2 separate regions of the Mus musculus genome follow, and region 1 is linked to region 2. Evidence: chromatin loops called from intact Hi-C (ENCODE). Cell type or tissue: heart. All regions are shown on one strand.

What was found. Hi-C counts contacts between places; a loop is a spot of excess contacts. Peaks named below come from ENCODE experiments on the same cell type or tissue, not always from the same donor. Only the 100,000 strongest peaks of a DNase experiment are listed, where the experiment ranks them.
Region 1: it touches region 2 in a loop (7-fold over the local background); 32 of 42 quality-filtered maps call a loop at or near these places.

Annotation. Positions count from the first base shown.
Region 1 is chr11:29,546,888-29,551,887 of GRCm38, reverse strand. Rps27a (ribosomal protein S27A) reads left to right here and starts at 3,848. Exons shown (of 6, transcript NM_024277.2): 1 at 3,848-4,047; 2 at 4,143-4,207; 3 at 4,628-4,682. The coding sequence starts at 4,160. Clhc1 (clathrin heavy chain linker domain containing 1) reads right to left here and starts at 3,938. Exons shown (of 12, transcript NM_028504.1): 1 at 3,748-3,938. In heart, CTCF peaks have their summits at 2,186 and 4,063; DNase peaks (open chromatin) are centred at 3,677 and 4,017; H3K4me3 peaks cover 2,425 bases; H3K27ac peaks cover 2,256 bases.
Region 2 is chr11:29,690,420-29,695,419 of GRCm38, reverse strand. It overlaps Rtn4 (reticulon 4), which reads right to left and starts at 2,522. Exons shown (of 9, transcript NM_194054.3): 1 at 1,727-2,522. The coding sequence starts at 2,231. In heart, CTCF peaks have their summits at 1,133, 1,671 and 2,738 (motif pointing right); DNase peaks (open chromatin) are centred at 1,159, 1,609, 2,599 and 3,189; H3K4me3 peaks cover 3,408 bases; H3K27ac peaks cover 2,246 bases.

The sequences.
Region 1 (5,000 bases), 140 kb after region 2:
GCCAGAAAAACCCCCATCTTGAAAAACAAACCAAACCAAACAAACAAACAAACAAACAAAACAAAAAACCAAAGAACTCCTCCTTTAGGGCACAACAGATAATGTACTTGCGGGCAAAAGCCTGAAGACCTGAGTTAGAGACCAAAACAAAGGTGGGAAAAGAAAAACCGAACTCCACAAAGCTGTCCTCTGACCTCCACACAAGAAACCCTGCCAGAATGCTGATCAAGCATAGAAAACCCCCTTTCCTTTGGAAACCAAGCTGACTCCTCTCATGTGTATCACTTAAATGATAGCTTCTTAGGTTTCAATTCAACACTTAAAAACAAACCCACCATGTATTTCAGAACACTGGGGATAAAATCAGTCTCTAGAACATGGTAAGTAAGCTATGTACCACTGAGAAATACTCCAGCCCTCTGTTTAAAATTTTATATCACATTTTAATTATTTTAAGGTGTGTGAAATGGAAAGTAGCTGAGACTTTGCTCTCCCAAAAGGTTTCTTTTTTCATGTGAGGAATGACTGTGTATGCTTCTTGCTGATACAAACAAGGTCAAATACTTCTCTACCTCAGTGCCTGTGACATTGATCTATCAAACAATGACCATAGTTAGTTGAGTTTTGAATTGTTTTAAATTGTTGTTTAAAGACAGGCTTTGTGGCAACCCTAACTTCCTAAGTAGCTGAGAATGACCTTGAATAACTCACCTTCCTGCCTTCACTTCCCATATGACAAAAACACACCACATGCTTAAATAAACAGATCAATTCCAATAACAACAAAACTTGACTTCTAGGGCTGGAGAGATGGTCCCAGTTAAAAGCACTGGTTAATTTTTTATTGAATCTGGATTTGATTCCAGCACCTACATAGTGACTTACAACCATCTGTAACTTCAGTTCCAGCAAACTGATGGTTTCTTCTGGCTTCCACTGGCACCAGGCATGCAAGTGATACACCAGACATAAGCACAGGCAAAGCCCATGCACACACACAGAGACATACACACTCACACACACACATACACAGGCAGAAAGGGCCTTGTTGGGAAGAAGGGTTTCAGTAGGAGGAGTTAGGATGAGACAGGGTGATAGTGAAAAAGACTAAAACTCACTAAATATATGAAGCTATCAAAAAAGAAAAATTTTAAGCTACTGCTGTGGTGGGACACACCTTTTTTTTAAATTTTTTTTGGGACACATCTTTAATCTTAGCACTTGGGAGGCAGAAACAGTTGGATCTTTATGAGTTCAAGGCCAATTTGGTCTACATAGTAAAATCCAGACCAGCTAGGGCTACACAGTTAGATTCTGTGTCAAAAAACAATGTTTATTTATTTATTCTAAAGAGCTCTAATGATAGTATTGCATAGTTTTTCATGGCATGAGATTCCATTAATTATTTAATCATCCCAATTAGTTATTGAACTTTTACTACTATAAATAATGATGTGTTGAATAAGTGTTTCAGTTAACTTTATGATATATTGGCAATATAGCTATATAACCAGTTATCTAAACTAATGTATTGAGCTTCAAATACCACAGACATGAATCAGGACACCAGTCTCCATAGTGGTGCATGTCTTTAATCCCATCACTTGAGAGGGAAACAGCTGATCGTCTGTGGGTTCAAGGCCAAGTTGGTCTACATAGTGAGATCCTGGCTAGCCAAGACTACATAGTACGGTCCTGTCTCAAATAAATAAATAAACTAAAAATAAAAAAAAAATAAGGGAGACACCACAATAATTTTGATGAGTTGGATAACAAAAAGTCAAGAGGACATAATTTACAAGAGGACATAAAGTAGTCTGAGCAAAGCCATAAGCAATGTATGCTTAAAGTGCCAATTTTACAAAAACAATCACTTAGTGTCTGTGTGTGGGCACATGCTTGTCACGGTACACACATAGAGGTCAGAGGACAATTTATGGAAGCCCGTTCCTCTTCCTCCTCCATGGAGGTTCCAGCAACTGGATCAGCAGTCTTGGCAGCAAGTGCATTAGCTCTTGGAGCCATATCACTGCCCTAAAGTGTTCTCAAATATAAAATCAATTTGTTTTACTCATTAGTTCAATCACTATTGGATGTCTATTTAATATTTTACTGCTAGAGATTCAGCAATAAGTAAAATAAGGTCCTGGCTCCTTGGAGCTTAAAATTTGGTAAGACACAGATGATGTAATTGCAAATAGTCAAAGACAGGGGAAGGGCACAGTCACTGGGGCACACATCGGAGTAGTAGTGGCAGAAACCCAAGTTCCTCCTTTGGTGTCCTATTAATATCCTTTTAGGGGCTTTTATTCTGACAAAGCTATCTTTTTATGTTATGCCCTTGTTCCTACTTGAAGCAACACATTTTATTCTCTGTAGTGTTGGATATCAATTCTAGGGCCTCACACATGCTCAGATAACCTTTAACCCCAAAGTAAAATATTTGAATGATGTGGAATAACACCATCACTTTTTGCTTTTCTGTTTATGTTCACATTCGTGTGGGTACATGTGTGGAGACAGGAGGATCACGTTATATTGAGTGTGTGTGTGGGTCTTCTTAATCAGTCTACCTTTTATTTTTAAATTTTTATTGCACTTCGTTAGTTCGGGGGTAGGGAGCGCTGTGAAAGTCTGAGGGCAACTTGCTAGAGTTGGTTTTCTCCACCAATTGAATCTCAAGGTTGATCAGATCTAGAGCAGATGTAAATTTTCTTTACTGATGGAGCCATCTGGAAGCCCCATCTTATTTTAAGAAATATGTATGTCATGTGTGGGTGTAGGGTCGTCGGCCCCCATCTCTCATTGAACCTGCTGGCCAATGAGGTCCAGGGAGTCTCCTGTCTCTGCTGGCCTACCATGTCACAGACTCCACCAAGCACACCAACCTTTTTAAAAAGTGGGTGCTTGAGTTCCAACCCAGGGTTCTGCATATCGAATATTAGCTACTGTGTCATCTCCTAGCCCTACATTTTTACTTTTCAAAATGTGTAATTTGGAGGCAGCAGAGCTAGTATATTAAAATGAGGAAAGAGCAAACAGAGATTATTAGGGAGTTACGGATCCTCGTTGTAAGAAAACGGAGCACGCCTACGCTTACGGATAGGGTGAAAAGACATTGAGAGGGTGCATTAGAAAGGGCACTGGGTTTGTGAGGTGGAGAAGGGACTGAGAGAAGGCACCAGCTTTTAACAGCTTCAAGTTTCCCCGAGGGCACATGCTCCTATTTTCTCCAGGATGGACACGCTCCACATTTAAACTTATAGTCGAAAACTAAACATTCTGCAGATTTTCTTATCGTATGTTTTTTAAAACGTGAAAAGATGAAAATTCCAATACATTTAACCGTTTCATACTAGGGAGGCGCGTGACGCTCAAAAGCTTCTTCCGATCGGATGAAGGGTAGCGGAAGGGACTACCGGGAGGGGCAGAAACCTGCACTTAGAAAGACTTCGACTATACCTTAGATGTGGCTAGCTCACTACGGTGTGACAGACACCTTCAGCCCCCAAATGCCTTTCTAGCCCTTAAGCCTTCCCTCCGGGGCATTTCCAGAGAGTCCCCACCCACGCGCAAATCATAGTGCCTCATCCCCTGAGTCCTCACCTGACTCTCTCCTAACCCTCACTCCACAGCTTAGACAGTGTAATCAGGTATCCGGGAAGTGTGGAAATGCATCCTGGGACAAGTAGTTCTAACAAGAAGAAAGCAGTGTAAAACTACAATTCCCAGATAGACTTGTTTTACCTCTCTCTTATGTTTCACAAGCCCCCTTTAAAGGAAAGCCTCTCTTAATCGCATCGGCTGTATAAGAAAGCCTTTTGAGGCATTTTTTTTAGTTGAGCACATCATTTCGAGGCCATTCTGAGGTAAACCGAGAAAAGAGCGTAAAGAAACCGAGCGAACGAGCAAATCTGGCACTGCGTTAGACAGCCGCGATTCCGCTGCAGCGCGCAGGCACGTGTGTGGCCGCCTAAGGGGCGGGTCCTTCGGCCAGGAGACCCCGTCGGCCACGCTCGGATCTTCCTTTCCGATCCGCCATCGTGGGTGAGTGTATGCTCTGTGGCCGCGCTCTGGCTAGTGGCGCTACGCGTCGCTCTCACGGGTGTCGTCGGATCTAATCCGTCTCTTTTCGAATGCAGGTGGAGCCGCCGCCACGATGCAGATCTTTGTGAAGACCCTTACGGGGAAAACCATCACGCTCGAGGTACGGGCCACCTTGCCGTTGAGGAAGCCAAGGCCTGACTGAGGCCCTTAGTGTTTGAGGGCGGGTTTCTGAGTTTTGAGTTGTGAAACTTGGCTTTGAGCTGAGATTATGGTGCTTAGCAAAAACAACGTTTGGTTTTCGGTGTGGTACGGTTTAGCCTGCTTTATCCCGAGTGGCGAAATGTAGGGTAGGTGATGGGAGACGCTTTTCTCCGGGCAGACGCGTTCCTGTGCTTCCCCCGCCGTCGCTCGCCCTGGTATGGGGACTAATTTGGATTGTAGCACTCTGGGTAGTTTGCACGCGGTGTCATCTTAATTGATTACCTTTAGCTCACCTCCTCCTTGCTCGTTTTGTATAAAGCTAGCAGTTAATGACTTACTATGTAACCGTATATTAACTACATATATCAAAACTTGGCAGGTTGAACCCTCGGACACTATAGAAAATGTAAAGGCCAAGATCCAGGATAAGGAAGGCAAGTAAAGTTTGTCACTAGAAAAATGACTGGCTTGTGTGACCTAGACACGTTTGTTCTTAAGGTAGAAAACAGATTAATAAATTTAGATGCTTTTGAAAGTAAAATATTCCTGACATTAGTGTCAGGCTATCTGATTAACTGGAAACTCTGCAGGACAAATCTTTTAAAAGTTAATCTAGAACTGTTTACTGAGTCACAAAGACGATAAAATGCTCAGGCTGGGCAATGGCCCAGTCCACACTTTAATCTCAACACTAAGGAGGTAGAGGCAGCCTGGTTACAGAGAAAGTTCCAGGGCTTTTACTCTTGGAAAAA
Region 2 (5,000 bases):
CAACAACCACAACTCACTGTTGTTGTGTTCAATAAAGGGAATAAAGCTTCCAAAAAACACAATGAGTACAAAATTCCTGGGTAGACAACATTCCTCTTTTGTCTTCTAAACTTTGTTAGTATTTCTAAATCTTCTAAAATTTGTCAGTATTTCAAGAAAATGCTGATGCTGCCTGAGTCCCCTCCATATTCAAAGGACAAAACTATTTATCTTGTTTCTATGAAAGTAGAAAAAATGAAAAGTATAGTTTGGCCAATCATTGTTTCCAGTTTAAAATTTTAATACTTTATTTTTTTCTACTTTAGTTTCCCTCAAAAAAAAGGAAAGGAAAATAAAAATGAAAAGACAAGGCAGTCTTCATCTAAATTCTTTACTGTAGGAGTTGTTTTTGAATAGTGCCTTTGGTGTGCCCATAATGAATTGTTACCCAGGATCACTTCTATTGATTCATTATCCCCATTATAAGAGAGTTAATTGTAATAAAAAAGATACTGCAAGCTCTGGGGTGATATTATTTCTCTAAAAAAATAAAACCTCCTAGATCTGGAATGTTGTGAAAATTTCCCAGCAGGCAGTTATACCATTTAATTTTTTACCTTACTTTACAAAAAGAAAAAAAAGGCTTTTTGCTAGCAAGACACTTTGTCCCAAAGTAATAAACTACTTAAGATGCATTCTCGTTCTTTACAAAATTTGATTTTTTTCCCTTTCCAAAATAAAAAGGGCAATAAAACAATATTCAATGCATTTTGTCAATGTAAATCATATACTTATAAAAACTTCTAACTAATATAGGAACATTTGCCCTAAAACATTTCATTATGTCTCAGGATAAATCTACCACAAGTTCAACTAATTCCTGACCAGGAATCCACAGGTTTGCCCCTTTTTAAGGTCAACCATTTTGCCTTTTCTCTACAAGTCAATCTCGATGCATTTAAAGGCTAAGAGATGCCATTAAATTTGGCAATTTCTTTTACAGCACAACTGAGGCCCTGGATAACTATGCCCCATCGGAACAAAATGCCCAGATCTCGTTTCTCAGGCTGGTGTAGGAATCACCACATTAAACACAAATGAACTGGGCGGTGGCAGAACTTCACCAAAAGTCTCTCCTTCCCTTTTCTCCTGGAACCACGCCACTGGAGGCGCTCGCTCCCCCTTCACCGCAGTTGGGTTACTGTATAGACGTTAGCAGCTCGGCCAGTTCCCCACCAATAAAGGGAGAAAGAAACAGGGGATTAGTGCAAGGGGATCCCCCGACGCCCGGCAGGAAGGAAGGCAGGCCCTAAAAAATAAAAAAACTGTAGAGTGGTCGACAAACGCCCATCCTTTAAATAAAGGGATTAGGGCACCACAGCCTTCCCATTCCCACCTCCAAGCCCAGCCCAGCCCAGCCCAGCCCAGCCCAGCCCAGCCCAGCCCAAGGAATCCACCATCCTAGTTCTTCAACACACTCCTAGCTGCTGATAGGCGAGAACTTCGTGCTGGAATGGGAACCAGCGACTTGGCAGCGGTGCACGTGCTCCCCGAAACCCCGACAAACAATGAAGGCACCCAGGCTTCCGAGGCCGCCCCACCCTTCTGCCCGCCTCCCGCCAGCGGGGGCGCCATCACCCTGCCACTCGTAGACAAAGCCCTAGGGTCCCGAGCAGCCCTGCCCGTCCCCTCCTCCCCCGGGCCAAGACACAAAAGAGGGAGGGGCGTAACGCGCAGCAGCACTCACCCACTGAGCCCGAGCCCCTGCGCTTGGGCGCGGCCGGCGTGGAAGGGGGCGCGGCGGGCTCCGCTAGGGGGCTCGCGCCGGCTGGCGCCGGAGGCCGCGCTGGAGGCTCGTCGTCCTCCGGGAGCTTGGAGGGCAGGACTGCGGCAGCGGGCGGCAGGGATGGCGCGGACGCCGCGGGGCTGCGTTCCCAGGACGGCTGCCTCTCAGGGGCGGTGGGGGGCGCGGCCGGCAGCGGCCCGCGGGGCGCGGGGGGCACCGAGTCGCTGCTGAAGTCCAGCAGCGGTGCGGCGGCGGGGGGCACCGGAGCCGCGGACAGCCCGGCTGCGGGCTTCCTCTCCAGCACCTCCAATTCCTCCAGGTCCTCGTCGTCCTCCTCCTCCTCCTCGTCTTCCTCGTCCTCCTCGTCCTCGGGCTCCGTCACGAACTGGTACTTGAAAGCGGGCGGGGGCCGGGGCGGGCTATCCGCGGACGAGGAGACCAGCGACGACTGGTCTATGTCTTCCATGGTCGGCGATGATGCTGCAGCTACTGCCGCCGCGGGCCACTTCTCCTCAGAGCCGCGGGCGGTTGTGGGGGTTGGGCAGGACTGGCAGAGGCCGGGCTGGCCGAACCAAGCCGAGGAACCCGCAAAGGCGACAGCTCCAGGAACAATAAGACTTCTCCTCCTGCCTCCGCGCTCGAGATGCGCCACCCGCCCTGTCCTCAGTTGCAGCAGCCGCCGCCGCCCAGATGAGCAACTGAGAGAGGAGGGCAGACTCTCCGCCCAGTTTGGCGTGACTCACCTTCCCGGCAGGGGAGGGCTGGCTGGCGCGGGGGACAGAGAGCCAATAGGCTGCGGGATAGAGAAGATGGATCACGGGGTTGTCCAATAGAAATAGGGTGCAGGCGGAGCCTGCCATACTTCCTTGGTGGCGTTCGGAGGGCGGGGTTTGGAGCTGGGATCCACCCCCACCTAGTGTAGTTGGGGAATGGGGCGGGGACTTGGCCTTGCCTACAGCGGGATTTTAGTCTACCAAAAGGGGGCGGGCTGCGGTCCCAGGATTTGGAGAGTTTTCCAAGAAGCCTGTGGAAGGGCGTTATCCTGGGGACCTAGGAGTGGAAAGTTTCCTCCCCGAAAAGGGAAAAAAAAAAAAAAAAGTGGAGAAAGGTACTAACAAGACTGAATTAGGTCTTACGGATTTTTTTAGATAAAAGACTTATTTTCAGACATGGTCCCAACGCATAACTACCACCACCTCAAAAGGAGAAAGAAAAACAAAACATTTATTTGACACTTTCAAGTTCCCTCCCTTTCTAGACTGCAGGCCTGGAATGAGGTAGGCAAAACAGCTGTGCTAGATTACCCGGAGCTCTGGGCTCACTGTTTAGAATGCTTTCGGCCTTGCATTCTGCTGGACTCTAAAAGTGCACGGAGAATGAGTCACCAGAAAGGGAGAAGGGGGAAGGAACGTTGAAATAGATGCCTTGGAAGGCAAAATTGGTTCACTATTTTTCACTCACCTCAGGCTGATGAGTCAACATCCCGGATGATTCAGGCTTCCTAGGAGTCGGGAAGCCCTACACTCACTGGTTTGATATGCTGGAATGGCATGTCTCCTGATGTGCGGTCCCCCCCACCCCCACCCCCCCAAAGCTACACTTTAAAGAAAACGGTAGCCAGGTGTGGTGGCACATGCCTTTAATCCCAGCACTTGGGATGCAGAGGCAGGTGGATTTCTGAGTTCGAGACCAGCCTGGTCTACAAAGTGAATTCTAGGACAGCCAAAGCTACACAGAGAAACCCTGTTTCAAAAAATCAAAAGAAAGAAAGAAAGAAAGAAAGAAAGAAAGAAAGAAAGAAAGAAAGAAAGAAAGAAAACGGTAGAACATAGAAAACTTTGCTTCAAGGTTTGCAGAGTCCCTTTATCTTTCTTATACACTTTTCAAAAATACTGGCTGCATGCCTACTCTGGAGAGAGGATTGCCTGCATTCCAATTGTTCAGTCTACATGTGCACTGTCTAGTACTGAAGCAACTGGCTGCTTTTAGCTCCTGAGCACTGAAATGAAGTGTGTTCTGTGAATAAAATACACACTACATTCCCAGAATTTATAAGAAATGTTATAATTTCTGTTTCACATTGGTTTTATGTTGGCATTGATAGTATTTTGGATATAGTGGGATGAGTACACTATATTATCAAGTTCACTTGTATTCTTTTTGAAGCAGCTTGTAGAAACTTTTAAATGCATGTTCTAATAACTAAGATATTTGATTGCCATGGATTTTGTTGGTTTTTAAGCAAATTTGTAGTCCCAACAAAGTAATATCACCCTAGATTTAGTTTAAGTTTTAAGAAAGAATTGGGTGGGGTGGATGTTGGTGAGGGTTGCTGGAGAAATGGCTTTAACAAGACCTGAGTTCTGTTCCCAGCATCCAAGCAGCTCATAATCACAGCATACACACTCACACACATCTTTTTTTAAAAAAAACTTTTAAAATGTAATGGGGCTAGAAAGATGGCTAGTTAAGAGAACTTACTGCTCTTGCAGTAAATAAACAGCCCAAGTTTGAGTCTAAGGACCTACATGGTGATTTCCAACTCTCCATAACTCCAGTTCCAGCAAATATGAAGCCCTCTATGACTTCCTCAGGAGCCAGGCACCTGCGTGGTGTCCCACATATACACCGCATAGCATTCATACACATTCTGGTCCTATTCATTCTGGAAGAAAAGAGACATTGAAAGAGACACCTAACTATCCCAGCCATAGTGATATTCTCTCAAAAAATGCGACTTCATCCTAGAGCCAATATACAATCATGAAAAATAATGTGTCACTGTTGTTTTAAACCACTGCCTTTTTAGGTGATTCATTACATAGCAAAAGTTTCTTGAACTAGTATCCATTCTGTGTTTGCATTTTATGCTTTATTGGTTTATACAATGCATTAGGTATGTACTCTATACCAGCACCAAACAAAGCAGGTGCAAAGTTTGTCTATACATTTTCAGGTAAAGGAAGGGTCACTACTCAGAAGAATAGGCAGTTCCAGTGCTATGGTATTAATACTATTGCAAAACACTTAATCACTACCTAAACTCATATGTGGAACAGGCTACATTTGCCTTCTATCATGTATGCCCTTTGAAAAAGTTAAAGGGCCAGAGATGGATATATATATATATGCATATATATTGGAATATGAAAGATGGGTTCCAACATAAAACCTGTTTCAAGAGCTTTCTGCCATAGCTCTTTCACCTACTGAAAAGGACTTGTCTTTTTTCAAG